Regions from separate parts of the Homo sapiens genome. Here all the other regions are linked to region 1. The links are chromatin loops, found by intact Hi-C in ENCODE. Cell type or tissue: gastrocnemius medialis. All regions are shown on one strand. Each heading gives the region's core, and the rest is flanking DNA. Links, peaks and the distances in the headings are about the cores only. Region 1 overlaps ZNF70 (zinc finger protein 70). Region 2 overlaps SMARCB1 (SWI/SNF related BAF chromatin remodeling complex subunit B1). Region 3 has its middle 5.1 kb from the start of RGL4.

Region 1 (10,097 bases), core at 985-8,984:
ATTCTGAAATGAAGGAGCACAGTATTTGCCCTTAGGGAATTTTCAAGCTAACGATGGGGGCCTGAGATGGTCAAGAACCTGAGGGTGCAGAGAAAAAGGGACATTTGGACGAGTCCTGAAGGATGAGCAAGTGGCAGTCTGAGAATGGTCCTTACCTGTTAGGACCAGACAACAGCAGTGCAAATTAGTCATTGAGCTGGAAAATTAGAAGTGTTGGGGGGACCAGCCTGGGCAATACAGTGTGACCTCATCTCTACAAAAAGAAAGAATTAAAAAAATTAGCAGAGTGTGGTGGCATACACTTGCAGTCCCAGGAGGCTGAGGTGGGAGGATCACTTGAGCCTGGGAGGCAGAGGTTGCAGTGAGCCAAGATCACACCACTATACTCCAGCCTGGGCAACGGGCAAGAGCCTATCTCAAATAAAAAAGAAGAGGTGTATGGGGCAGACAGACAGGAGATGGATTGGAAGGGCCAGGTGTGAAGGAGTTGGGCTGTCACAAGATCCTAAGAAGGGAACCACCAGGCCAGGCATGGTGGCTCACGCCTGTAATCCCAGCACTTTGGGAGGCCAAGGCAGGCAGATCACTTGAGATCAGAAGTTTGAGACCAGCCTGGCCAACATGGTGAATCCCGGTCTCTACTAAAAATACAAAAATTAGCCAAGAATGGTGGTGGGCGCTTGTAATCCCAGCTACTCGGGAGGCCAAGGCAGGAGAATCACTTGAAGTTGGAAGGCAGAGGTTGCAGTGATCCAAGATCGTGCCACTGCACTCCAGCCTGGGTGAAAGAGTGAAACTCCATCTCAAAAAAAAAAAAAAAAAAAAAAAGGGAACCACCATAATCAGGCTTATGTTTTGGATATTTGACTCCATTGTTAGTGTAGGGCATGCACCAGAGGGAGAGGAGGAAGCCGGAGGTCAGCAGCTAGTTTGGAGGCCAGCCCTGAAAAGATCCCAGGAGGTAGCTCTGAAGCCTGAGCTGCAGAGTGGCAGTGAGGACTGAGAGACAGAGACGCTGCCCATGCAGCCTCAGGAAGTAGATAAGAGGGGACCGGTCGGGTGAGAATAAGAGCGGTTATGCTGACTCCCAGGTTGGGGCACCTGGCTGGAGGGAGTGCGACTGGAGGGTAGAGGGAAGAGCTCTCTTTCTCTTTCCCAGCAAAACCTGCCCCCAATGTCACCCAGTAGCTGGAGTCTTGCTCCTTTTCTGCAATGGCCCCACTTCCTGGTTGTTGTTGCTGTTGTTGTTGTTGTTGTTTGAGATAGAGTCTCGCTTTGTTGCCCACGTTGGAGTGCAGTGGGCTGATCTCCGCTCACTGCAATCTCTGCCTCCCAGGTTCAAGCGAGTCTCCTGCCTCAGCCTCCCTAGTAGCTGGGATTACAGGCACCCACCACCACACCCAGCTAATTGTTTTGTATTTTTAGTGGAGACCGGGTTTCACCATGTGACCAGGCTGGTTTTGAACTCCTGACCTCAAGTGATCTGCCTGCCTCGGCCTCCCAAAGTGCTAGGATTATAGGTGTGAGCCACCGCACCCAGCCCCCACTTCCTGTTTTAGCTCACCTTTCTGAACACCTTCAGCCCGTTGAGTCTAGACACCATGATGTGGCACTTGATTGTGTCTGTCTGTCTGCCTTCAATTGTCTCTGGTAAGCAAAACTTGCCTCTAACTCATTTGGGATCATCTTAAGGGCAAGATTGTGTCTTATGCGTATTTTCTTGTTTCTACCATAGATTCTAGGATATGAAGCAGGCACATATGAGCTGCTTGACTTGCTGACTTGACAGAGTTCCCTGTTTTCTTTTCAGATTGTGAGAACAGTAAGTGTGGCCCAAAGAAGAACATTTTTAAAGAAATACAACCATTGGGGATGATAGCAGATTCACAATGGAGGTTCCCCCAGCAACAAAGTTTGGTGAGACCTTTGCATTTGAGAACAGGTTAGAGTCACAACAAGGGCTTTTCCCAGGGGAGGACCTGGGGGACCCTTTTCTTCAGGAAAGAGGTTTGGAGCAAATGGCTGTGATCTACAAGGAGATCCCTCTTGGTGAGCAGGACGAAGAAAATGATGATTACGAGGGGAATTTCAGTTTGTGCTCAAGCCCTGTTCAGCATCAAAGTATCCCCCCAGGAACCAGACCCCAGGATGATGAGCTCTTCGGACAAACCTTCCTCCAGAAATCCGACCTCAGCATGTGTCAGATAATCCACAGTGAAGAGCCCAGTCCATGCGATTGTGCAGAAACAGACAGAGGGGACTCAGGACCTAACGCACCTCACAGAACCCCACAACCAGCCAAGCCCTATGCGTGTCGAGAGTGTGGGAAGGCCTTCAGCCAGAGCTCGCACCTGCTCCGACACCTGGTGATCCACACTGGGGAGAAGCCCTATGAGTGCTGTGAGTGCGGGAAGGCCTTCAGCCAGAGCTCCCACCTGCTCAGGCACCAGATCATCCACACCGGGGAGAAGCCCTACGAGTGCCGGGAGTGTGGGAAGGCCTTCCGCCAGAGCTCAGCCCTCACGCAACACCAAAAGATCCACACCGGAAAGAGGCCCTACGAGTGCAGGGAATGCGGGAAAGATTTCAGCCGGAGCTCCAGCCTCAGAAAACACGAGAGAATTCATACAGGAGAGAGACCTTATCAGTGTAAGGAATGTGGGAAATCCTTCAACCAGAGCTCAGGCCTGAGCCAGCATCGGAAGATCCACACCCTAAAGAAACCTCACGAGTGCGATCTCTGTGGGAAAGCCTTTTGTCACAGGTCACACCTCATCCGACACCAGCGGATCCACACTGGGAAGAAACCATACAAATGCGATGAGTGCGGGAAGGCCTTCAGCCAGAGCTCCAACCTCATTGAGCACCGCAAGACCCACACTGGCGAGAAGCCCTACAAATGCCAGAAGTGTGGGAAAGCCTTCAGCCAGAGCTCCTCCCTCATTGAGCACCAGCGCATCCACACCGGTGAGAAGCCCTACGAGTGCTGTCAGTGTGGCAAGGCCTTTTGCCACAGCTCTGCGCTGATCCAGCACCAGAGAATCCACACCGGCAAGAAGCCCTACACCTGCGAGTGTGGCAAAGCCTTCCGGCACCGGTCAGCCCTCATTGAGCACTATAAAACCCACACCAGAGAGAAGCCCTACGTGTGCAATCTGTGCGGCAAGTCCTTCCGGGGGAGCTCGCACCTGATTCGCCATCAGAAGATTCATTCTGGGGAGAAGCTATAGAAAGAGGAGCCCACACAAAGCTTGAAAGCCTGTGCCAGATGGAGCCTTTATTCCACGTCGCGTGGTCTCCAAGACCCCACCTACCTCCCTGATGCTGAATGGAAACCTTCCCACCTAAGCGCTCTTGAACATCCCACTAGCAGGAAGGCCCTGTGTGGCCCTGGGCCAAGCACGCCAGCTCTCAGCAGGTTTTCTGCATGGAAGGGAAGGTGGGGTGATAGGGAGGGCAGCCAGAAAAGACAGCTGGCCTTCAGTTTCTCCTTCTTGCATTTGACTCCCAAGCCTACAGGATTTCATTTTGCCCTGTCTTCACATTTCCCAGAATCTAGAAGAATAAATGCCAAGAGGGAGAAAGTTGAATTAAACCCAGGAAAATATCAGAAGAACTCTTTAAAACAGGCTGCAGTCTGGCACTTTTAGAAGACAGAAACCACACTCACAGTCCAAAGCAGTAGAAGAAAAATGAATTCAAAAGTAGATGTGTCAGCAGCAAAGTAGAATTTTCTCACTGCGTTGGGCATTGGTGGGGACAACCAAAACAGGTCTGCAGAGCAAAGGCAGGTCTGGAGGGTGGGTCTTGAGATTGGGGATGAGGGTGGTGAGCCCCTGGGCGTGGCCTCTTAACCCTCTCCTTAGCCCTAGGGCAGTTTCCCTCAGACAGCTCTGTTACAGGAGGATAGAGATTTGATCCTGTTGGCCAGAGGATGTTTGACACCCAGCCGTGACTCAGCCTGGACACCGGACATGACTGCCCTCCAGGAATAACCCCTCCCTGAGACATAGTGTCCCCAAGACCACAGTGTGCCTTGGACATCAGCAGGGCCTGGGTCTGGTCTGTTCTGGCAATGATGCAGCCCTCCTGCCCCAGTGTCAGGGGACCTGGGAAGCTGGGTGGCTTGTTGGAGGAGGCTGTGTTCTAATCAGAAGGTCTGGGTTCAAGTCCTAGTTCCACCCCCTCCTACCTGGGTGAGCTTGAACAAGTCCTGTAACTTCCCCAGGCTCCATTCCCCCATCCAAGAGTTGGGGTAATGGGAACTGGCCACGTGCCTCTAAGGGTTGGTGCCAGGCTGTCATTCAGAACACAGCCACTGTGAAAGTGCTTTGGCAACTGTGAGCAGTCATGGTGACTGAGGACAGAGACCCAGAGTGACCCCTGCCCCACCCCTGTGCATTTCCACGGACTGGAGAGATGTTCCCGTCTGGTTTCTGAGCAGTGGGACCTCTCATTGAACAGGGCTTTCTCTCCCTCCACCCCTTGCAGCCTGGGCTGTGTATGCCTGCGGATGCAGTGTCCCACACAAGGACACTTCCTCTAGGATGCCATCCTGAGCCTCCTGTAGCAGCAGTGTCATTCTGCACTTCCACATTCTGTCTGTCTTCCCCGCCTGCCAACTAGGAGTTCACGTGGGGCTTGTTTAAACAGTACCATTGCTTGTGTCCCACCTGGACCAGTTCAGTCAGCCCCAGTGGTGGCATGTTTTAAAGCTCCCCAGGTGATTATAACTTCCTAGTGTGCAGCCAGGCTGTGGGCCCTGTGCTGGGCTTTTTTTTTTGAGATGGAGTGTTGCCCTGTTGCCAGGCTGGAATGCAGTGGCGTGATCTTGGCTTACTGCAAGCTCTGCCTCCTGGGTTCAAGCGATTCCCCTGCTTCAGCCTCCTGAGTAGCTGGGACTACAGGTGCGTGCCACCATGCCTGGCTAATTTTTTGTATTTTTAGTACAGACGGGGTTTCACCATGTTGGCCAGGATGGTCTCGATCTCTTGACCTCGTGATCTGCCCGCCTTGACCTCCCAAAGTGCCGGGATTACAGGCATGAGCCTCCACACCTGGCCCATGCTGGGTTTTTGTGCATCCCTCGACAGCTTCCAATGTCAGCCTGCTGGCTTTGGCTGAGCAGAGCTTGAAGGCCATTCTGTCTCAGTGCCCTCACTCCCTGCTCCCCGCACCCGGAGCCTCAGGGATGGGCTCAGGCTGATGGTCAGCTGGGCGCTTGGAAAGTGTTTGGCTGGGGCCTTGGGGATCTCTTTAGTCCTGGCTTCCCTTGGGCTCCTCAGAGCTAGTGGGGAAGGAGGCAGTCTAGGCTGTTTTGAAGTTTCCTAAACATTTATGGCTGGGCTAACATGAACTCATCATGGTAACACTGGGTATTTCAGCTGATCAGAAGCTCAGCATGGCCATTATGCCTAGTTTTGATGAATAAACATGGGAAAGCCATAACTGTTACTAAGTGGGTCTTGATAGGCCAGAGATTTCCAAATGACAGATATGATGGGCTGGAGAGGTCATGGTGGGAGTTCCAGCCATGCCTCTGTCCAGCCCCTGTCTTTGCTACGTATGTGAAACATTTAACATTTAACCAGCACTCCATTGTCCACCAGAACCCTCTGTGTAACCAGTTGGACTGACTGGATGGTGCCCTGGGCATTGCCTGCAAGTGGCCTGTCATTTCAGGCCTGTCTCTATCAAGAGTGAAGAGAGAATGCTAGGATGCAGTGGGGACAGCAGGCGGCATCAAGCAGGGGTCCCTGAAAGATCTACCTCCTCTTTACACCTGCCCCTCTTCCCCACCGTTATCATCTGGCAAATGTCTGTTACCTATCTTTGGTTTCTCCCTCCCCATCCTTCCTGCACACCCCAGCCAAATTGATTTTTAAAGCATCATTTTGCACAAGTCACCACTCTCCTTAAAACCAACTTTCAGGAGCTTTCCTGCACGTAAACCCTCGTTTCAGCCAACCTGGTTTACCCACTCTGAGCAAGCCGCATGGAGATCAGGCCGCCCCTGCCCACTCCAGCATCACTCCCAGCTCATAATTCTGTGCTGTTCTTGCATTTTGAAATGTGCACTTTCTCCTCCTCTCCCTCCCTCTCTCTTTCTAATTTTTGTGTAACGTGGAGATGAAGATCCCCCCTCTCTCCCAAGGGTTAACAGATAAACATGGTAAGACCAGGTTCTTTTTTGGAAGTATGACCAGAGCCTCATTCCCTCTGTTCAAATTCTTTCCTTGTTTTATTAGTTTTTTTTTTTTTTTTTTTTTTTTTGAGACAGAGTCTCACTGTCACCCAGGCTGGAGTGCAGTGGTGCGATCTTGGCTTGCTGCAACCTCTGCCTCCCGGGTTCAAGTGATTCTCCTGCCTCAGCCTCCTGAGTAGCTGGGATTACAGGCATGTGCCACCACGCCTGGCTAACTTTTGTATTTTTAGTAGAGATGGGGTTTCACCATGTTGGCCAGGCTGGTCTCGAACTCCTGACCTCCTGATCTGCCTGCCTTGGCCTCCTGAAGTGTTGGGATTACAGGCGTGAGCCATGTGCCCAGCCAGCTTATTAGATTTTTTTTTTTAAACTCTCTCATTCTATTTAGATTCTCAAACAGTGTAAAGTTATAAAAGATCATCCCTGGCAATATTTTAATCAATTATCTTTTAATTTAGTTGTTCTTTGTTTTTGTTGTCCTACCTTTTTTTTTCTTTTTTCTTTTTTCTTTTTTTGAGATGGAGTCTTGCTTTGTCACCCAGGCTGTAGTGCAGTGGGGCGATCTCGGCTTACTGCAAGCTCTACCTCCCAGGTTCAGACCATTCTCCTGCCTCAGCCTCCCAAGTAGCTGGGACTACAGGCACCCGCCACCACGCCCGGCTAATTTTTTGTATTTTTAATAGAGACGGGGTTTCACCGTGTTAGCCAAGATGGTATCTATCTCCTGAGCTCGTGATCCGCCCGCCTCGGCCTCCCAAAGTGCTGGGATTACAGGTGTGAGCCACCGCGCTCGGCATTTTTTTATTTCTTCTTCTCCTTAGAGTGACAGCTTTGTCTGCACTCCGTAAGTTTTGACGTGGTGTTTTTTGTTATAGTATTAAGAATTTCCTTTTGCCCAAATGTTATTATTTAAAAATATTTCTAAGTGGGCCGGGCATGGTGACTCACACCTGTAATCCCAGCACTTTGGAAGGCCGAGGTGGGTGGATCACGAGGTCAGGAGTTTAAGACCAGCCTGGCCAACATGGTGAAAACCCGTCTCTACTAAAAATACAAAAATTAACTGGGCATGGTGGCGGGTGCCTGTAATCCCAGCTACACGGGAGGCTGAGGCAGGAGAATCGCTTGAACCCGGGAGGCGGAGGTTGCAGTGAGCCAAGATTGTGCCACTACCCTTCAGCCTGGGTGACAGGGCAAGACTCCATCTCGGGGAAAACAACAACAACAAAAACAAAAAATAGCCGGGAGCGGTGGCTCAAGCCTGTAATCCCAGCACTTTGGGAGGCCAAGACGGGCAGATCATGAGGTCAGGAGATCGAAACCATCCTGGCTAACACGATGAAACCCTGTCTCTATTAAAAATACAAAAAATTAGCCGTGCGTGGTGGCTACAGGCAGCTGTGCGCCTGTAGTCCCAGCTACTTGGGAGGCTGAGGCAGGAGAATGGTGTGAACCCGGGAGGCAGAGCTTGCAGTGAGCCGAGGTGGTGCCACTGCACTCCAGCCTGGGCAAAAGAGCTAGACTCTGTCTCAAAAAAAATATATATAAAAAAAATTTCTAAGTGATGAATGCTTAGGGTATTGCTGCTTATTTCTTACTGTACTGTGGTGTCAACATTTCTAAGTGTCCATAGGACTTCTTTGGGCCTGAATATATTATCAGTTTTTATAAAAGCATTTGTGTAATCTCAAAATGTGTTTTTATTCTACCAGTTCTATTTGTTAACTCAATTTTTTCATTATTTTATTCAAATCCATATTTTCTCTGACTTTCATTTACTTTAGAGTTCTTAATCTGGGGGTCCATGGCCTGCCTAGGAGTCTTTAGCATGTAGGGGTTTAGGAGTTGCAGACCCCTAGGGATCGAACAAAGCTGGGTATGTGCTTGAAGGAATTTTGCTGGGACAAGGATCTGTAGTATTTACTATATTTTTAAATGCCTCTGTGACACCAAAGCAGTTCAGAACACTCATTTACCTGATCTAATCATAGTTTGATGTTTGTGTGTTATATCTCTATGTATTCCTGTTTCACTTTTAATTTCTGTATGTGTATTGTCGCTATGTTGTGCAGTTTTTCTCAAGTCATTTTTGAGAAATAGGCAGGGTATGAATTATCAATAAATAAGTATCATGTTTGGGGCATATATATTTAATAGTGATATATTGAAAAACTCGGCCAGGCACAGTGGCTCATGCCTGTAATCCTAGCACTTTGGGAGGCCAAGGTGGGCGGATCACTTGAGGTCAGGAGTTTGAAACGAGCTTGGCCATAATAGTGAAACCCCATCTCTACTAAAAATACAAAAAATTAGCTGGGCATGGTGGTTTGTGCCTGTAATCCCAGCTACTTGGGAGGCTGGGGCAGAAGAATCACTTGAACCCGGGAGGTGGAGGTTGCAATGAGCAGAGATTGTGCCACTGCACTCCAGCCTGGGTGACAGAGCAAGACTCCATCTCAAAAAAAAAAAAAAAAAAAGAAAAAGAAAAACTATGCTAAGTACCCTCTTTGCCTCTTTTAATATTTCTAGCTTAAACTTGTCTTTTCCAAATATTATAATTGAAGCCCCCTGCTTTTCTTGAATTTGCCTGGTAGAGTTTAGCTCAGCATTTTGTTTTTTAAATTTGTGTATATATTTTGCTATACATCTACATAAACAACAAATTGTTAGAGTTTGTTTTCTGGTTCTTTCTGTAATTTATTTTTGTACGAGAAGTTCTATCATTAATACTATTGAGCAAGGCATAATTTATTTTCATTTTAATATTTTAATATATATTAACTAATTTAACCTCAAAAAGCCATGCTCACCCCTCACTCCCATCTCTAGGAGTTATTAACCATATGTGGAGTGTCATTTCTGGATAGACTAGAGGTCTGCCATTGGGCCCACCTGTCTCTCTTCTTGTCACATTTGGGTTCAGTGCCAAGATCTGCCCTGAGCCCATTCCTCAAGTTACAGCCTCTGACTTCAGGGTCCTAAGCTATAACATGGGGGAATGATGACACTCACAGCCTTGGGGGCCTCAGTGGTATAAGGAATGCAAACATGCTTAGCAAACTATCAGGTGCAGTTGATTATTACACTATTAGTGTTTTGAAGTATTTCTTTCTTTCTTTTTTTTTTTTTTTGAGATGAAGTCTTGCTCTGTAGCCCAGGCTGGAGTGCAGTGGTGCGATCTCGGCTCACTGCAACCAGGATCAAGCGATTCTCCTGCCTCAGCCTCCAAAGTAGCTGAGATTACAGGCACGCGCCATTGCACCTGGCTAATTTTTTTTTTTTTTTTTTGGGGGACGGAGTCTCACTCTGTTGCCAGGCTAGAGTGCAGTGGCGTGATCTCAGCTCACTGCAACCTCCACCTCCCAGGTTCAAGCGATTCTCTTGCCTCGGCCTCCCAAGTAGCTGGGATAACAGCTGGGATAACAGGCATGCGCCACCATGCCCTGCTAATTTTGTATTTTTAGTAGAGGCATGGTTTCCCCATGTTCGCCAGGCCGGTCTCTATCTCCTGACCTCAGGTGATCCACCAGCCTCAGCCTCCCAAAGTGCTGGGATTACAGACATGAGCCACTGCGCCTGGGCCTCCTATGAGTCTTTAATGCCAAGGATGCTTCCTCAGGATAAAGGCTTATGTCCATTTCAGTGTCGACTGTCAGGGACTCAGCTGCAGACTCTTTTGACTCATCTGCTTTTTATTTGTTTTTAATTTTTTTGCAAGCCTTTATGCTGCTTTCCTGTCTTTCTCCTCTTCCTGAGTTCTCTTCCCCATACCTACAGCGTGGCCTCCGCACATACCAAGCTTGCAAGCTTGCTGTTTGCTGCAAAGAAACCTGGACTGACAATCTCTCTTCTGTCATCTGGGCAGCCAGACTGAGTGTCCCCTTCTACCTGG
Region 2 (8,420 bases), core at 421-8,420, 87 kb before region 1:
CTCTGAGATGGAGGAAGGGGCCACTGGCTGTGGAGGTGGTCCTTGACAGGACAGCACGGGCTGGACCATGCTGATGCCACAGTGCCAGTCAGGAGGTGGAACCTATAGGGGCAGGAGGACTGTCTGCTCCACTCAGTGTCCAGAGCCAGGGCCCACTGATCAGGGAAAGGGGATGGATGGCGAATGGGAGCAAAGGAGTCTCCCAGAAGTCCCCAGCCCCCCACTACTGAGGGCCACTGCACAGCCTGTTCCTGCATGTTCCACACACTTGCCCCTCAGCCCACCTCCTGGCCGAACAAAACCCCCGAGAGGCTGGTCTGTGCTTAGGATCAGACAGCTGTCTGGCAGGGAGCTGGACAGAAGCCGTATCCCCGGACCACACTCTGCCCTGGGTCTCACAAGGACCACCCAAATCTGCCCCGAGGTACCTTCCTCTTGCCAAAAGGACACAGCAGAGGAAGGGGGCAGCAAGGGCAGAGGCTAAACAGGCATGGGGTGGGCACAGGAGTGCTGGGGAGGTGGGAGGGTGGCTGGCTGCCGCCTCTCTGGGCTTTGATTTGCAAGTCTGTGACAGGACACTAAGGAGACCACAGCTGTGGATGCCACAGGGCCCGTGTGCCTCCCACATGCAGTGGTCCCGTCACCCCCACCTCTGAGAGCAGCTTTGGGTGCTGACAGTGTTTCCCAGTTGAGTGACACCAGACCCCTGGCTTGGCAGAAGGCCTCAGCCTGAGGTCCTAACCATGACTCTCCCACTTCCCCTCCCCTCTCTGTGGTCCTTTCCTTTCTCCTCCACTTGGGCACCTCCACTTGGCTCTCCCTAGGCTCAGTCCCCTGGGAGAAGGACACCCTGCCAGCCTGCGGCCCTGAAAAACACCATGAGCTCTGGGAGAAGCAAGGGCAGGCCGGACTCGGGGGAGGCGCCAGGTGGACACTGATAGAGAGGACAGGTCCCTGCAAACCTCATCTGGAATATGGAAACATTTATTGCTGTGAAGGGCTTTGGAAGGATGACTGTTATTAAAGCAGCCAAAACATCTCCACTGAGGGAGCTTCCTAGGGGCCAGGGACCTTCTCACAGCCTCCCTGTAGTGGGTGGCTCAAGGTTGTGGGACCAGCCTGCTTGCAGAGCGAGTCCCGGCTCTGCACATCCACACCAGTGAGCACACACCCAGCTCCAGTAGCCGTGAGCCCGTTCCAGGTTGGGCTCAGTGCTGCTCTCCTCAGCCTGGGGTCTCAGGGACTGTGGGCACAGCGCAGGGCACTGGCTGCAGCTGGCTCTCCCTGCAGCAGGCCTGACCCCTCACAGCTGAAGCTCAGCCCACCAGGTCCATGCTCATGAGTCGCAGAAGCTCAAGCTCGTACTGGTGACGCAGAGGCAGGGCCAGAGGCAATGTCGGCACCCCCACCCTCTGGGGCTGACCCATCCTCAGCAGCTCCTGACAGCTGGTCCCTGGCCAGCACCGGGTGGTTTAGCAGTCTAGGGACCACCCTAGCCTCAGACCCCAAACATCATTCCTCACCGTGAGGGCTCCCAGCAGCCTTCCTTGGAGGGCAGACGTGAAAGGTACCAAGCCCACAACGAGGGGAGCAAAACATGTTTTCCTCTTAAACAAGAGCTGGCGAGTGGGTCCCAGAGGGTCCTTTGTTTACCTCCCCTTGATGCTGGGAATATTCCACTCCAGTGGGTTTGTTCTAAAGTAAGAAATGCTCGCACCAACCATGTAAGAACGGGCCTAGAGCCAGCACTAGCCTGCCTTGGGTTTTGGGGGCATGTGGGCATGGAGATGCTGTCCTGAGTTCCAAAGAGTGCTGGGGACCCTGGGAGCCACCCTGCTCCCCATTCCTTCCAGGGAATTCTGGTTCACGGGCTTCGAAGCCGCCAGGGACCCCAGACCTTCCTACCACCCAAAGTGTCCAGGTGGGGACAAAGATACCCAGGCAGGGGATGCTCACGTCTGAGGGACAGAGGGAGCCAGGACTGATGCCGGTCGAGTATCTTGAGGTTTACTTTCAATGTGATCTCACTTTCATGACCTCATGTGATGCAACACACAAGTATTATCCCCAAGTTACAAATGACAAAATACAGACTTCAAGGGAAAATGACCTGTCCACAGCCACTCGACCAGGAAGGGGAGATGCCAAAACTTGGTGTCACCCTTATGTTTGCAATTCACACCTCCGAGGCCGCCAGGAGCCTCAAATGATTTTTAGAAGGGTGCCAAGTCCACTCAATGGAGGAAGAGCAGTTTTCAACATGGTGCTGGGGCAACATGACTCTGGATTGACAATGGATTCTTAGATATGAAACCAAAAGCACTAGCAACAAACTAAAACAATATATAAATTACAGGCCTGGTGCAGTGGCTCACACCTGTAATCCCAGCACTTTGGGAGGCCGAGGCGGGCGGATTATGAGGTCAAGAGATGGAGACCATCCTGGCCAACATGGTGAAACCCCGTCTCTACTAAAAACAAAAAATTAGCTGGGTGTGGTGGCAGGTGCCTGTAGTCCCAGCTACTTGGGAGGCTGAGGTAGGAGAATCACTTGAACTCAGGAGGCGGAGGATGCAGTGAGCCAAGATCACAGCACTACACTCCAGCCTGGTGACACAGCGAGACTGTCTCAAAAAAAAAAAAAAAAAAAAAAAAAAAAAAAAAGATAAATTGGACTACATCAAAATGAAAACTTTTGTGCTTCAAAGAACACTATCAAGAAAGTGAAAAGGCAATCCTCCAAATGAGAGAAAATATCTTCAAATCATGTATCTATCTGATGAGGGACTTCTATGTAGAATATATAAAGAACAATTACAACTCAACAATAAAATAAAACCCAATTAAGAAACTAGCAAAGCACTTTCTCCAAAGAAGATACACAAACAGCCAGAAATACATGCAAAGATGCTCAATATCATCAGTCATTAGAAAAATGCAAATCAAAACCACAATTACTTCACACCTCCTCAGACGGCTACGATCAAAAAGAGAACAGCAAATGCCAGCAGGATCCAGAGAAACGGGAATCGCACGCTTCTGGTGGGAATGCAAAATGGTGCAGCCACTTTGGAAAACAGTCTAGAAATTCTTCAAAATGCTAACCACTGAGTTGTCACGTGACCCAGCAATTCTACTCCTGGGTATATATCCAAGAAAATTGAAAACAGATGTTCACACAAAAACTCATACACAAATGTTCTCAGCAGCAGTACTCACAATAGCTGAAAAATGGAAACAACCCAAAAGTCAATCTGCTGATGAATGAATAAAATGTGGTATATCCATGCAATGAGATAATATTCAATCATAAAAAAGAATGAAGTCCTGATAAAAGATGCTACAACATGGATAATCCTTGAAAACATTATGCTAACAAGCCAGTCATAAAAGACCACATATTAGATGGTTCCATTTCTATGAAGTACCCGGAATAGGCAAATCTACAGATAGAAAGTGGATGAGTGGACACCTAGGGCTGAGAGACAGCGGGGAGGAACGGGACTGCCTGCAGTGGGGTGATGAAAAAGTCCTAAAATTGACAGTGGTGATAGTTACACAGCTCTCTGCATATATCAAAAACCGCTGCACTATATACTCTAAATGTGTGAATTGTATGGTTTATGAATTATATCACAATAAAGCTGTTAAAAAAACAAACAAAACCTGACATCAGGCCAGGGCTGGCGGGCAGAGCTTCGGAAGGAACCTGAGGCTTACGCTCAACCAGCCCAACGTGTACCTGACATACCCCAGCCTAATTCCTGATGCTGTGCCATCAGAGGGACACTGCCTCTCTGTCCCTCATGCAGGCCCAGCTACCAAGCTCCCTGACCCTTAGTCTCTTTTCATCCCCACCCTGTACGTGTAGGACTGCTGGTGTGCAGAGCCCCCTGGGGCAGATACCCTGCCTGATCCACAGGGCCCACCTTCCTTCTCAAGCACCTGCCTGTCCCTGGTCTCCTCTCGGTCCTTCCTGCTGCAGTCCCCCATCAGCACCTGCCCTGGCCATCCTCACCCCAGGTTCTATGCCCCCAACTGCCCTTCCTCATGCCCACAGCCTCCGGTGCTTTCTGTGGCCATGGCACACTGATAGTCATGCACATGAATCTGTTTCCTCTGCCAGACAGGGCACTGTCTCCTCCCGTCCCTGGCCAGGAACACAGGGCTGGCCCAGGGGAGGTGCCAGTAACTTTGCAGGATCAGCTCTCCTCAGAGGCTCTGCCTAGCCCAGCCTCCTTCCCCTTGAGCCCTGTCTCCCTCCTTTCGCTGGCCCTTCATCCCACTCCACTGGCTCTGGGACGCCTGTGTCACTCTGGTCCCAGTCTGTCCTCTAGGAGCCTAGGGCTTCTGACCAGTTTGTCACATGCCCCTGTTTCCCCTTCATGCTTGTCTCCTGTCTGTCCCACTGCCAAAGGGAACAGGCTGTTCTCTGCCCTGGTTCCCCTGAGGTGTGGGCATAGTGGCCTTGCACACACATGTCCTGTGGCCAGCAGCTTGCCCCACTGTACCATGGATCCAATCAATGTCCCCACTGCCGAGGAGGGTATGGAAGTCAGGCACTGAGCTCTGGCTGGGAGAGATGGAGGGACTGGCTCTTGGGGAATCAGCGAGTGCTTCCATTATGGAGTGACCTAGGTCCAGAGCTGAAAACCCTTTTTTTTGAGATGGAGTCTAGCTCTGTCGGGCTGGAGCACAATGGTGCAATCTCAGCTCACTGCAATCTCCGCCTCACGGGTTCAAGCAATTCTCCTGCCTCAGCCTCCCGAGTAGCTGGGATTACGGGTGCCCACCACCACACCTGGCTAATTTTTCTACTTCTAGTAGAGACGGGGTTTTGCCATGTTGGCCTGTCTCTAACTCCTGACCTCAGGTGATCCGCCCACCTCGGCCTCCCAAAGTGCTGGGATTACAGGCGTGAGCCACCATGCCTAGCCTGAAAACCCTTCTTAAGAAGTCATGTGGCCGAGCGCGGTGGCTCACGCCTGTAATCCCAGCACTTTGGGAGGCCGAGATGGGTGGATCACAAGGTCAGGAGATCCAGACCATCCTAGCTAATACGGTGAAACCCCGTCTCTACTAAAAACACAAAAATTAGCTGGGCGTGGTGGCGGGCACCTGTAGTCCCATCTACTCAGGAGCCTGAGGCAGGAGAATGGCGTGAACCCAGGAGGCAGAGCTTGCAGTGAGCCGAGATCACGCCACTGCACTCCAGCCTGGGCGACAGAGCGAGACCCCATCTCAAAACAAAACAAAAAGTCATGTGACACAGCAGTTGCCAAGCTTTCTGTGTGGCAGAGACCAGGCCAGGACTCCTGGTCTAGCTCTCTGTGGGCTGACTGGCCCCTGGACCTGGGGACTCAGTGGCCCAGCCTCCTTTCCCCAGGCAGGGCCAGGCAGGACTGACACTGGTCTCCCTGGGGACAGAGTTAAACGAAGTCCCTCCTAAGATCCCATGGGGTGGGGTGGTACAGTGGGGGGAACGCGAGTTGGAGTCAGGGATGACAGCCCAACCCTAAGGCCCTGTCCTATCCTTGCAGCTGTCTTCCAGTGTGGGGACTGGGAAGACACACGCAGCCCTCCTGATGCTAAAAGCCCACTCAGGACACTTCCCAGTTCCCCAGGCAGGCCGCCTCTCCATCTGGCTGCTGTGATAGGGACGTGTGCTCACCTTGGTCCCAGCGGGATGGCCTTTGCCTTTAACCCCAAAGATTTGAAACCTGCATTCTCAGCATAAGAGAGAGCAGGGGGCAGGGGGTCTGTGATGCCCCCAGGCCCTGCAACTGGAATGCACTAAGTGGTCGATGAGATAAAGAAGGGGCCCGCCTCTGCCTCTAAATCCTGACCTGCCACCACCAGGGACTCCCCAGGGGGTCTGCTCTGGAGCCACTCTGCAAACTGCAGAGGGCCCGGAACTTGGAAAGGAATTTAGGCTCAGGTCACCTTCGGGTCAGAGCAGGAGGGATGGTGCCATGGTGGCTGAAAGAAGGGATGTTGCAAGGACCTGTCAAGAGGCCCCGGGGACTTCAGTTCCTGACCCTGGACTGTGGGCACTGGCAGCGGCTGCAGGACTAGGTGAAGGTCAACACCGTAGGGGCTGGATGCTGGGGGCAGCCAGCCTACCACCTGCACCTGTGAGCCCAAGACGAGGGTTCTGACTGGATCAGCCTCTGCGGGAGGAGGTGCTCAGTGTTGATGCGCGCAACATGACTGCCTCCCGGGGCCTCAGAGTCAACTCTGGTGGAGGGAGGCCACCCTTGACTGGCTCTCCGGCCATAGGGCTTGGCTCTGTGCAGGGTGAATGCACGCTACAGCTGCACTCCCAGGCAACACCCCGAGGGAACAGGGAGGCATCAGACACCAGCCCCCCAGCCTCCTCTCTGGGCTGCCCTGTCTGTGAAGCAGAACCATGTGACTGGCAGGGCTGCTGGGGGGCAGGTCACAGGATCTCAGCACCATGGCGCTCAGGCAGGGACTCAGCTGTTTCCCAGGCCCGGGCCCTTGAGCCCCGTGGGTGGCTCTCATTCCTTCTTCCTTGCTCAGATTTATGGGAAGTCATAGAAAGCTGTCTCTTGGGATGTCTGGGAAAACAAGTTAGACACAAACCTAACGAGCTCCATTAATTGTCATGGCTTTGCAAAACAGACCTTCCTATTTGCTCCTCATGTAGCATTTTAAGCTGTCATCCCTGAGTGATGACTGCAGATGTGGATGATGATAGTCTGATGAGCAGACTAAATCTGAACATCCTGTTTTGATGTAGGGATGCTTGCTGCACCCCCACCCCATCCCAACACAGAGGACAGGGTGAGGAACCACGGGGCTTCCCAGTCCTAGAGTCCTGCTGAGCCGGGAGAGTTCAACCTCGCTATTTTTTTTTTTTTTTTTGGAGACAGGGTCTCGCTCTGTCACCCAGGCTGGAGTGCAGTGGTGTGATCTTGGCTCACTGCAGCCTCCACCTCTTGAGCTCAGGCGATCCTCCCACCTCAGCTTCCTGAGTAGCTGAAACTACAGGCATGTACCAACATGCCCGGCTCATTTTTTCTATTTTTTTTTTTTTGTAGAGGTGGGGTCTCACCATGTTTTTCCCAGGCTGGTCTTGAACTACTGGGTTCTGGTGATCCACCTCAGCTCCGCGAAGTGCTAGGACTGCAGGTGTGAGCCATCGCACTGGGCCTTGACCTCACTTTTAACTCTGAGTCCCACCTCCTGCCAGGAACAGGAGGGCCTCTCCCGGGTCCATCCCCATCCCTACCACAGAGGACACTGGACTGGAATATTCTGTTCACACTTCCACCATCTCAGCCAGCCCAAATGCTACAGGCAGGGATCAAGGTGACCTGTCTCTATCTTCCAGGGCAGCCAGGATGGGGTCCAGCCCAGCATGGTACTCATCAAATGCTCTCTGACTGACCAAAGGCAGAGATACTAGAGTAAGAAGGAGCTGCTAGGGACCCCTGACTCTCAAAAGCTGGGCGGGCCTTTGTGTTTAAGACATAATTCAAGTTCAACAGATGAAGAACCCTGGGCAGGGGTCACCCTGACCAAAATAACAGTCTGGGCAAGAGCAGAGAGAGAGGGTGTGGGGCAGGACAACTGAATGGTGGATGGTGGGGGCAGGCCAGGGCTCCGTGGAGGCAAGGACTTGAGGTTCACCCTGACAGAACTCCAAGTCTTTGCCAGCTATTGTGTTAGGTGCTTCTAACCCTACCTGGCACAGCGGAGCCCTGGAGAGATACATAGGGCAGGAGGAGGACGGAGCAAACACACAGACCCCAGCCAGATTGTGCTGCGAAGCGTGAGAAAGCCTCAAAGGTATCACCGCTCACACAGAGAAGTCTTTCTCAAAACAGTTTTGCAGGGAGATGAGGGAGGGAGAGACTCATGCATGATCCTACCTGAAGGCGTAGGTCTTCTGATGCCAGCTCAGCTGTCCCCGGATGCTGTATGCGATGGTGGTGACAAACTCCCCGCCCAACCCCAGCTCCGAGCACAGCTTCAGGGCAAACTTCTCTGGTGAGTTCTCCTTCTCTGACATGTCCCACTCAAACTGGTCCACCAGGGAAATGTTTCCCACATGGATGTTCAGCTGAGGCAACAACCAAAGGACACAAGTTAGAGCTTTTGCAGCCCAGGGAGGCCGCGAGGAGCGGGGCCCTGCCAGGCCTGGGGTGGGCCCTGCCCACCAGGGTCCACCAGCTGAGAACTGCAGGTGGTCCTTGTCCTTCCAGTTCCCCATCCCCAAAACAAGGCTGACCCCACAACCCTGTCTGCCATGAGGGGCTCTGGCTCAGGGCCCAGCACAGTCACCCTCGGGAGGCCCTGAAGTGACCCCGGGGGCACCTGAGTCCCACCTTACCTTCATCCCATCTCCCCTGTGCCCTGTGCTGGTGGGGACCTTCCTTTCTGCCCTTCGCTCC
Region 3 (10,097 bases), core at 1,249-9,248, 56 kb after region 1:
TTCTAACCAGTAGTTCCAAAAAGTGTGGCACAGTGATAAAGTCCCAGGAGGGGCCCAGGCAGGTGGCATAGGAGGAGATGGGTTTAGTTAGAAAGGCTGGAACCAGGGACTCCCAACAGCTTCTCCCCAGTGCCGGGCTGGAAAGTTAGCATCCTGCAGATCTCATTTTCATACTAGGGGGACAAGGAGGGACATGGGAGTCAGTGGTAACACCATGGACCACCAGAGGATCGGGATCTGGAACTCACACCAAGAAGCACCAACCCTTCAGGGACTTGTGCATATGGAGAACCTGGGTGCCCATGGTGAAAAGCGTTCTAGGCTTTCAAAGTAACATTGCATGTGAGGATGGAGAATGATAAAACGATTCCTGCCTTCAAGGCATCGTCCCGGTGTTTGTCAGCTGTGGGGCAACAGCACCCTCTGTGTCAGCAACCTGCATGAAGAGCATCATCCCTGCAAGTCCTCAAGGCCTGGGGAGGCCTCATCCCCTCCTCATTTCAGCAACAGCACACAGGACAATACGCTCTAGAAGAACTCTTTGACTTAAAGGTATATGATTGTTTTTGTTCCTTTAACATGAACGTGAGTCTGGAGAAACAGCTACGGCCATCCCAGCCCTGGCCAAGGGGAAAATGCCGGAAGACTCCAGGGTGGGAGGAAGCGCGTCCCAAGGCCCAGGATCTGCGAGGCGACTTGGGGAAAACGCAGGCAGGTATTGAACCCGTGAAAGGTTACGCAAATGTATGTTTGAAAGTGGAAATGAAACAAGGATTTTCTCTGCCACACAGACAGCAGGTTGGCGAAAAGTTAAAAGCGTGTTAGTATTCAGGGGAGGCTGCGTTCAGAGAAGCAGCTACCTTCAGAGGCTGCTGGTGACCGTGTGACCAGCTGGAGCCCTTTTGGAAAGTCAACTAGCTAGAGCTGTTGAAAGTTGATATCTGCATATCCTTTCACCCAGATATCCCTTTCCTGGGTGTCTGTCTGCTGCAGGGGATTTGTTTATTTTATGGGTTGAATTGTGTCCCCTTCCCCAAATGTAACTGTTTCTATTCTCAACCCCAGAGACTCAGAATGTGACTGTGTCTGGACACAGAGTACTCCAAGAGGTAATTCAGGTGAAGTGAGTTCATTAGGGTGGCCCCTAATTTAACATGCCTGGGGTTCTTACAAGGAGAGGGGGTCAGCGCACAGAGAAGTTCAAGAGAAGACCCTGTGCTGACTGAGATAGAAGTCCGCCATCTCCAAGGCAAGGAGAGAGGCCCAGAGAAACCACCCCAGGCTGACAGTTTGACGTTGGACTTCCAGTCTCCAGAATTGTGAGGAACCAGATTTCTGTGGTTAAGCCCTTCAGTCAGGGTGCCGTGTTATGGCAGCCCTGGCAAACTGCTCCAGCCTATTAGGACACGCATAGGATTATGCTCCTTGTAGAAAGGCTGCCTCGAAAGGGAATTTTATCATGACAGGCTCCACCAGCACTGAGAGGCTGACCCGCTGTGGAAAATGGCCTCCCTTAAGGAATGTTACAATGACATGCGAGGGTACAACTCCTGCCTGATGGGGCTGCAGGGATGAGTTCTGTGAGATGACACTTTAAAGACTAATGCATAGAGTCGCTTCACCTTCTTTTGTTGTAATCAATGCACCCCCCCCACCCCCACCCCTTGTTTGTGCAAAAGTGTTGGATTTTAAGTCCTGGAGGAGGTCTGGCAGGGCAGCGGAGCTGCCTGCCTGTTGCCGGAGATCCACTTAGGGTGGGGAGTTAAAATGATAACAGTGTGAGTATTTTGCTGCAATGTTACCATTGTACTCAATTCTTAAAGCAACATGCCGAGATACTCCTGGCATAGCCTAAAGTGAAAACAGAAGGATTTTCTCTGGTCTTCCTCTGATAGGTGAAAGGGACTTTGCCTGTAACCAAGTTGCCACTGGGGACTAATGGCAGCCAGATTCCTTTGGGAGAGGACAGTGGGTCACTCAAGTGGGAACGCCCTAGGATGGAGCTTAGGGAGTCCCCATATTCGTGTCTGAGTCCTGGGCCCACCTTGGTTTTCACAAGTCCTGTCTGTGGAGACCCTTCTGTGCCCAATCTCACCGCAGACCGGCACTGGACGTGGTTGGTGGTGTGGTGCACGTGCCCTTTGAAGAATATGGAGAAATTGAATCCATCCAACAGCTCTTGTTTGGTCTGTTGTGTGGAGCTCTGCAAAGAGAGTGCCCGAGAGCCGGGCCAAGAGGTGTCAGTGGCCTGTCTGGCTGACCCCACAGTGGGACACCCCCATTAGAACTCATCCCTGGCACCCCCTTCCCCAACAGGATTTGGCACATAGGAGCATCTGCATAGACCTCCAGCCAGAGAAGCCTGAGGTCTCCGGCAGATGACAGCTTGAGGACTTGGGATTCAGATCTGAGCAGACAAACTGTGTCCTTGACACTCACCTTCCCATCCTGCCAGGCACTGCCTGGGCTGTGAACCTGACATACCTACCAGGCTCCAAACACCTGACAACCTACCTGCTCCTATCCAGGGAGGGCCCCTCATCTCCTGTTTCCCCCAAACAAGTGGGGAGGGGCCTGAGGCTGCCCTGATGGGCACAGCTGAGGCCTAGCCTGGATGGGCCTGCCCTGGGCCCTGTGTTACCTGTGGGTGCCTTCTGGCAAAGGGCCAGAGGCGTCGAGGGTGAGGGTTGAACCAATGTCTATATTCTCGGGAAAGACTCTCATTTTGGCCTCTTGTGCGACGAGGAGGTCGGCAGCATGTCGGGATACAGCAGGAGAACATGTTGTTCTCTCGAGCATCGCCTACGAAGTGAGCTGGAAATGGGGCTGTCTCTAGAATGTGGGTGCCTAGTTACCAGAATTGTAAGTTCTGTTGGGGGTCTGTCGGCAAGGAAGTGAGGTCACATCTTGTAGGTTCCATCCTGTAAGCTCCTCCTTTCCATAAGTCCTACTCAAAGGCCCCTCTGGGCTTCTGACCGCTCACCCTCCCCCGTCAACTCCTTACGTAGTCACCATTATGAAAAAGTGTGCCCCTTCAGCACCTTGGGAAGACCTGGATATAACCAGGGTCCCAGGTTTGAGGAGACAGTGCTGGGTCAAACAGCCTTTATTTTAGCAGTTGTGAGACCCTAGAGAACTCCTTTGGTGTTTTGGGGTCTCCCCAGCATGCACAATGGGGGTTATGCTAGCATCTCTTTCCTAGGGAACTCATGAGGTTATGTTTGAGATAAATATTTAAAAACTCATGGTGTGGTGTTCCCTGTGGATATTGCACACACTTAGAAATGGAACAAATACAAGAAGGGGTGAGAGGTAACGTCTAATGCAACTCCAGTGGGCCTGGGGTCCACAGTGTGATCTCGGGAAAAGACACTTTTGCTCTGGGCCTCATCTTTCATGCTGCACCAGTAGAGGTTGAGATTAAATGAAATTCAGACATCCTCCTCCTATGACATTGCACCTTCCAGTGCCTTCCCATTTTATTTAGACCCAGACCCTGTGCCTCATCTCAGCCTAGGGTGGGCAGCGTCCACAGAGACAGCACTGAGGGGTTAGTGACTCCCTTCTGAATGATGGAATATGACACAGATGATGGAATAGCACTTCTGGGCTAGTTCAGGCTGTTACAGCAAAGAAAGAGCTGTAACGGCCTGGGGAGCTCATCAAAAACAGAACTGTATTTCTCCCTGTTCTGGAGGCTGGAAGTTGGATATCAGAGTAGCAGCGTGGTCGGGCTTAGTGGTGACACTGCCGCCCCATTCATTGAGCTTTTATAGGTGCTGTCCTTTCCTTGGAGGACGCCTCAACTTTAGGAGCATGGGTAGACCTCCATTCAAAGCCCAGCTCCCCCTTGTAGCTTGGTGATCGTGAGGAAGTCATAGAACATCCCTGTGCCTGTTTTCTCCTCTGAGAAATGGCGTTAGTGAGAATTGTTTCCCTTTTTAATCACAGAAAATAAAGCATGCGAAGAAGTTAACTTGGTGCCATTGGGCAGAGGGTGAGAGCCCAGCAAACCGGAGAGATCAGCTGCCCACATCAGTGGCGAGGAGTGCGGAGAGTGGGTGAGGCTGGGGCAGGAAGCAGGCCAGCCTGCCAGAGCCCAGGAACAGGTGAAAGGCAAGAGTGAGCTCCTCACCCTGAATTCTCAGGGTTCACAGGCATGCAGGGGCTGTGGGGAGTACAATCATCAGGGCTGCTCTCGTTCCCCTGGTTCCCTCCATATCTGACGTGGTCCCAGGGCCCCTCTCCCTGTGTTTCCTCTCTGCCCTACTTTCTTTCTGGCTGCCCTCCCAGGACTCATTTTTGGCCCTGGTAAGGTGGAGTCTTGAGGTAACTATAGGCCTATTAATAACTCCTCTGATGTTCAACCTGCCATTTGTTGAGACCTCTGAGCTTAGTCAGAAATCTGCTCCTGCTGGGACCTGAGAGAGGGCTGGAGGGAGCTGACAGTGCAATGGCAGTTTTCCCTGGGGCAGCCACTCCAGGGTCTATTGGCAGGTATCTGCCGAACTGGAGCTTTCTTTTGGGTGTCTGGTGTTCTGAGGTGTGATTTTCCCTCTGAAGATAGGCTGAGCCCCAGGTGGGTGCCTTAGCCTCAGAAATGGGTCCCCCTGAGCTGGGAGCTGTGCTCTACCCTCAGTGTCCTAGGACACCTCACACCTGGCCCTGCCCATTCTGGCTTCCGAAGCCCACAGAGAGGGTCTGTAGAAATTGCTAGATACAAAAGGACTACAAATAAGTCATAGGAAGTGTATTTACATAACGCAGTGGTTTTCAGCCATTACTATATGTTTACTTCAGCAAAGGCAAAATTTAAGAATGTTAATACCCTGTGTCACCCTGCAGAGATTTGGATTTATTTGATGGGGCAGGAGACAGGCATCTTTGGTTTTGTTTTGTTTTGTTTGTTTCTTTTTTGAAAGCGGGACTTTGCAGTGTTGCCCAGGCCATAGTGCAGTGGCATGATCATGGGCACTGCACCCTTGATCTCCCAGGCTCAAGGAATCCTCCCTTCTCTGCCTCTCAAGTAGCTGGGACTATGGGCATGCACCACCATGCCATGCTAATTTTTGTGTTTTTTGTAGAGGTGGGGTCTCACTGTTCCACCCAGGCTGGTCTTAAAAGTCCTAGCCTCAAGCTGTCCTCCTGCCTCAGCCTCCCACAATGCTGAGTTGACAGATGTGAGCCACCATGTCTGGCCTGTTCCTTTGAAGAGCTCCCTTAGTGTTTCTAATGGGCATCCAAGCAAAGAAGATTTTGCTGGCAGAAGGCTCGTGGAACCCTACTGAGGCCGCATCTTCTTCACAGCCAGCAGATCATTCCCTGAAGTATCTGCTTAGCAGTGCACAGGCTATTTATATCCTGGGCTTTGGGTAGCTGTTGGGTTTGGGGACTGGCTGGCGCATGAGTATTGGCTCTGGGATCTGTCACAGCCTGGTCTTGTGGGACACCCAGTCTAGGATCCTCCTTCCCAGACCACCATTGTTCCTCTCACTGCCCCTATGGCAGGAGACCAAAGCCATGACCCCATGGTCAAAGGCATCCATGTGCAGGACTGAAGTTGAGTGACTCATGTGGGGAGGGGCGGGGCACAGCTGCTTGCTGGAAGGGTGTTGGGAAGTATTGGTCCATCAGCTGTCATGTCCACCTTTTCCTGCTGAATCCCAGCGATCCTCAGTGGTCTGAGAAGGGTGTGACACCTGGGTTCTTGGCTGGCTGAGCTGGTGCTTTTGCAGCCTCTTTGGGGCTCTTGTATGTGAGGTCTCACCTGAGTTGCTTCAGGAAACCTTTGACCCTCAGGCTACCTCCTGCTTAAGAGCAGAGCCTTTGTGTGGAGATCTGGCTGGCCTCTCTAGCATCCAGCCTGTCCTGTCCTGTTATGTCTCGGTTTGAGGTTGTGCTGAGGGGTCTCTTCCCATAGAGGAGGCAAGGCCAGTCGTGTGGGTCAGAGTGAAGCATGGCGATCCCAGCTGGCTGTGCCCGGCCTTTGACTGGAGGAGTCTGAGAATGACCAAGTCTGGGGAGCTGCCCTTCCTGGGAAACAGCATGTCTCCTCCCCTATTGTGGAGTTTCTGGATGTGATCCAGAGTGTGCTGGGCCTCTGTAGCATGTGCTGGGTGTAGCTGTGTGATTCAGGGTGGGAGGTGCAGGGGATCATCTGCTCTGAGCCAGATAAGGCCTGGACAGGACTGGCGGGCAGCCCTCGAAGCCAGGTTTGATGGGAGAGTAGGCACGGGTAGGGAGGGGACAGGGTCACCGGGGCTGTGTGTCACCTGTTCTTGCTGCTTTGTCTGCCCTGGGAGTGAGAACAGAGGTGGGCTGCTGTGGACCCACTTTGGCTTCCTGCAAGCAGGTGTTCATGTGGGGAGCAAGGCGGTTGGGTGGGGGACAAAGCTGGTCTCTGAGGTGTTGAGTGGTTCTTTGTCTGTCATTGTCCTTTTTCTCTCTGCCTTCCCCAACAGCTCTGCTGTAGCAGCCCATTGACCAAGTAGGTCACTCAGAGCATCCTGGTCCTACACATAAGCGTTAAGGCCCCTGAAGGGCCAGAGAAGGCTTAGGAGTTTCTCAAGAGTGAGCCCAGGGTGGGAGGGGGCCAGAGTCACTGAGAACAGCCCATTTGAAAAGTCAGGCAGAGGGATCCTGAGCCCTGAATATGCCTGCCTGGCCTGCGGTAACCATGCCAGCAGGGTCAGGGCATTTGGCCAATTGCTGTCTTGGTCGAGGCAGGAACATCTTGCTTCCCCAGCCCCTGTCTTTTTGTCTCCAGTATCCTTGGAGCAGCTGCAGGGTGGGTAGTGGGGTGTCTCTCCCAGCTGCTTGAAGAGATGAGCCTCCACCCGGCTGCCTCTGCCAGGGGAAACGAGTAATGACTGCAGCAGGGAGAAAAGCGAGCCCAGCCCCTTTTAGAATCAACCCTGCTGCTCCGATTCTAATTTTCAGTTCAGATTTTGCAGGCACGAGTGTGGGTCCCTGAGTACCTGCCCTTTGAATTCTTTTGGTGAGGACTGAGCATTCCCCCAGGAGCTTCTCATCGAACCCCAAAAACACGGCCCCCAATTCACCACCTCATCCCTTCCCAGGACCTGCTGAAGCTCACACCCGTGGACCACCCAGACTGCCTGCCGCTACAGGATGCCCTCCGCATCTCCCAGGACTTCTTTCCGGCATCAGTGTGGACATTGACCCCACTGGACTGCAGTCACAGTGGACTCCCAAGGGGCAGGTGAGCTCATGGCACAGCAAGGCCTCACGCTCAGGTTGAGGAGCCCAGAGTGGACCAGATCCCCAGTCCCTTCTCTGATGGCACAGGCATCTCTCTGTGCCCCTTGTCTCTGCAACCCTGATTCCCCATTCCCAGCCAAGGAGAGGTCTTCGATCCCTGGTCATGCTGATTTGATTCCCTGTGGCATTGTGGGCCCTAGGCTGAGAGCTTTAAGCCCAGTCTCTCAATAATCCTAAGAATCCAGTGAGCCAGAAGAGGGCACAGGACCAGAGAGTCTCTCCAGGTACGCCACACAGTCTTTGAGCTGTGTCAGAGCTGGATTGTTTACCTGGGGCTGGCTGTTTGGAGGCCCCAGGCATTGTCCCCCACACCAGGGAAGTTGGCCTGTGGGTAACTCGTTCTTGAATGCAGACACCTGCCTATGCCATCAGGGTGACCCAGGAGGGTGAGGGAGCAGGACATCTCAGCCACTTTAGATTGACTTGCATGAGCAAGAGCCAGGAAGGGAGCCCCACAGAGGGAAAGGCTGGTATTAGAGGTGGCCAAGGCCATCCAGGTTGCTGGAACATTCCACATGGGCTCCTGGATGTCAAACAGCAGTTTCCCTGGGGGCCCTTCTTGGTGGAAGGGTGGGGGTTAGTCCAGTGAGGAGAAACAACACTCAGCATGAGAGGCACAATTAACCCCTGTGGGTCGGCAGCCTGGCCCAGATCAAAGGCTTCCTGACCGATAGAGGTTGTTATGTGGCCCTGAGGAGTGAAGACTGCCTGGGTTCATGCTGCTTTGTTACATTTGTGAGTGAGGGGCAGGTCTGGAGAGTGTCTGATGGCGCATAAGGAGCTGTTTCTGTGCAGTTGTTGGTTCTGGTTTGCAAAACCATGGGATATCACTAGTTTGGTTTACTCTGGGGATATCTGAAAAATCTCTGGAAGACTTAGAGTAGCATCAGTTGTAGGTCATCTTAACTGTACGGTTTCAATGCACGCACCTACATCTCGCAGTGTACACAGGTCACACGGTGTGTCATAGAGACAGGAAAGACTGGGACAGATGGTTGCAGCCCCATGGAAGCCCCCCTGACTCTGAGGGTGGCTGAGGGGAAACTCTGGAAATCCTCATGGAGTAGAAACCATCCAGAGCCCAGGTGAGAGGTGGCTGCAGGTCCCCCCAGGACACTTCTGCAGCCCCAACCGAAGGCAGCCCGGGGTCTCCCATCCCCTGGGTATATTTGTTAAAAATGTGTCCATCATATATGAATTTGGGTTTGGTATTTGGTTCCCTCGTTGTGTCTTGTTCTGTATTTTTGTGTTAATGTCAATACCGTATTGTTTGGACCACTATAGCTCTTCTATGTCATTTGTAATCAGGGAGCATAATACATCCATGTACTTTGTATTTCCCAGTGATGAGATTGCTAGATGACATAGTAATTGTATTTTTAGTTTGAGGAGGAACTGCCAACTATTGCTCATAGTGTGTACGCCCATTTACATTCCCACCAGTAGTGTCTAAGAGTTTCCCTCTCTGTAAATTTACACTTGTGATTGCGTTTTAAAAATTCTGTTTTTGCTTTTGGCAACATTCATTTTATGTGGATGGGGACGCTGTCTTAGTGTGATTTGATTTAAATTTTTGTGATGATTAGTGATGTGGGCAAGCTTTTTTTTTTTACCTGTTCATTTCCTGCCTTCTTTTCAGAAATGTCTATCAGTTCTTTGCCCAAGTTTTGTTGGATTAGTTGGTTTTGTGTATTTTCCTACCTTATGTTAGTTTCTGGTATATGTCAGATGAACACCTTCAGCTCCATGATTCCTTATACTTACCGCCTCACAGCATCCTGTGCTCATTCTGTCTCTTCCGCTCAATGACCACTGCCTGTGTCCCATTCTTCTCCCTCCCCAGGGCAGGGCCCAGACCTCCTGCCTCCCATGGAAGCCTGGCCCAATGCGGGGCCAGCCACATGGCACAGTGTCCAGGGCCTTTCTGAGTGGTGGACAGGCCAGTTGGCATGGAAAATGGTGTCTGGGGTTTCTGAGTTGACTGTTGAATGCAGACTCAACCCACTCACAACCAGTCACCACCACTGCCACCCAAGCAAGCCACCTGGGAGCCTGGAAATTGCTCTGCCCACCTCTTGCCATGGGCACAGACACATACCATAGGGAGGACTGCCAACAGACCCAGCCCACCTGCCCCTGGTCCCCAAGGATGACATTCAGGGGCCTGGGGATCACCCCAGCCCACCAACCACAACCTGTGTCCATGCAGGCTCCCACAGGGCCTAAGGACAGGCTGACCCCTCCCAGAGAACCCCCACCCCACAAGTACCCAAGTACTTCACCCAGGGACCTGGGTATAGACCTGCCCTGCCTTCCACTTCTGGCATGTGCTTGCACCAGCAGGGGGCCTAACAACAGGCCAGACCACCTGATGCCAGCATCAGGTCCCATGCCATCGTGGGACCTGGGGATCACCCTGCTCTACCCATGAGCACCATCAGGGGCCCCGGGGCAGGTTCATCCCACCTGGCATATGTATGCATGAACTAGAAATGTGTTTGCCTGCTGGGCATGGTGGCTCACGCCTGTGATCACAGCACTTTGGGAGGCCAAGGCGGGTGGATCACCTGAGGTCAGGAGTTTGAGACCAGCCTGGCCAACATGGTGAAACCCTGTCTCTACTAAAAATACAAAAATTAGCCAGGCGTGCTGGCATGTGCCTCTAGTCCCAGCTACTCTGGAGGCTGATGCAGGAGAATCGCTTGAACTCAGGAGGCGGAGGTTGCAGTGGGCCAAGATTGCGCCACTGCTCTTCAGCCTGGGGGATAATCCGATTGAGACTCCATCTCAACAGCAAAAAAAAAAGTGAGAAAGAA

What was found. Hi-C counts contacts between places; a loop is a spot of excess contacts. Peaks named below come from ENCODE experiments on the same cell type or tissue, not always from the same donor. Only the 100,000 strongest peaks of a DNase experiment are listed, where the experiment ranks them.
Region 2: a loop joins it to region 1, with 6 times the contacts of the local background. A loop is called at or near these places in 3 of 110 quality-filtered maps.
Region 3: it touches region 1 in a loop (6-fold over the local background); 9 of 110 quality-filtered maps call a loop at or near these places.

What each region holds. Positions count from the first base shown.
Region 1 is chr22:23,736,933-23,747,029 of GRCh38, reverse strand. ZNF70 (zinc finger protein 70) reads left to right here. Exons shown (of 2, transcript NM_021916.4): 2 at 1,811-8,348. The coding sequence starts at 1,890. The coding sequence ends at 3,230. Among named protein-coding and RNA genes, the nearest start is that of ZNF70, 9.1 kb to the left of the region's middle. RefSeq lists enhancers at 700-1,200, 1,201-1,701. In gastrocnemius medialis, for the core only: no CTCF peak of the experiment used is centred there; DNase peaks (open chromatin) are centred at 3,429, 4,009 and 4,279; H3K27ac peaks cover 3,666 bases.
Region 2 is chr22:23,824,894-23,833,313 of GRCh38, reverse strand. SMARCB1 (SWI/SNF related BAF chromatin remodeling complex subunit B1) reads right to left here. Exons shown (of 9, transcript NM_003073.5): 7 at 7,899-8,089. Among named protein-coding and RNA genes, the nearest start is that of DERL3, 9.9 kb to the left of the region's middle. RefSeq lists enhancers at 6,074-6,794, 7,563-8,097, 8,098-8,420. In gastrocnemius medialis, for the core only: no CTCF peak of the experiment used is centred there; a DNase peak (open chromatin) is centred at 4,393; H3K27ac peaks cover 6,747 bases.
Region 3 is chr22:23,680,850-23,690,946 of GRCh38, reverse strand. It overlaps the pseudogene GUSBP11. Among named protein-coding and RNA genes, the nearest start is that of RGL4, 5.1 kb to the left of the region's middle. RefSeq lists a silencer at 5,491-5,785. In gastrocnemius medialis, for the core only: no CTCF peak of the experiment used is centred there; DNase peaks (open chromatin) are centred at 4,306, 5,586 and 6,106; H3K27ac peaks cover 6,631 bases.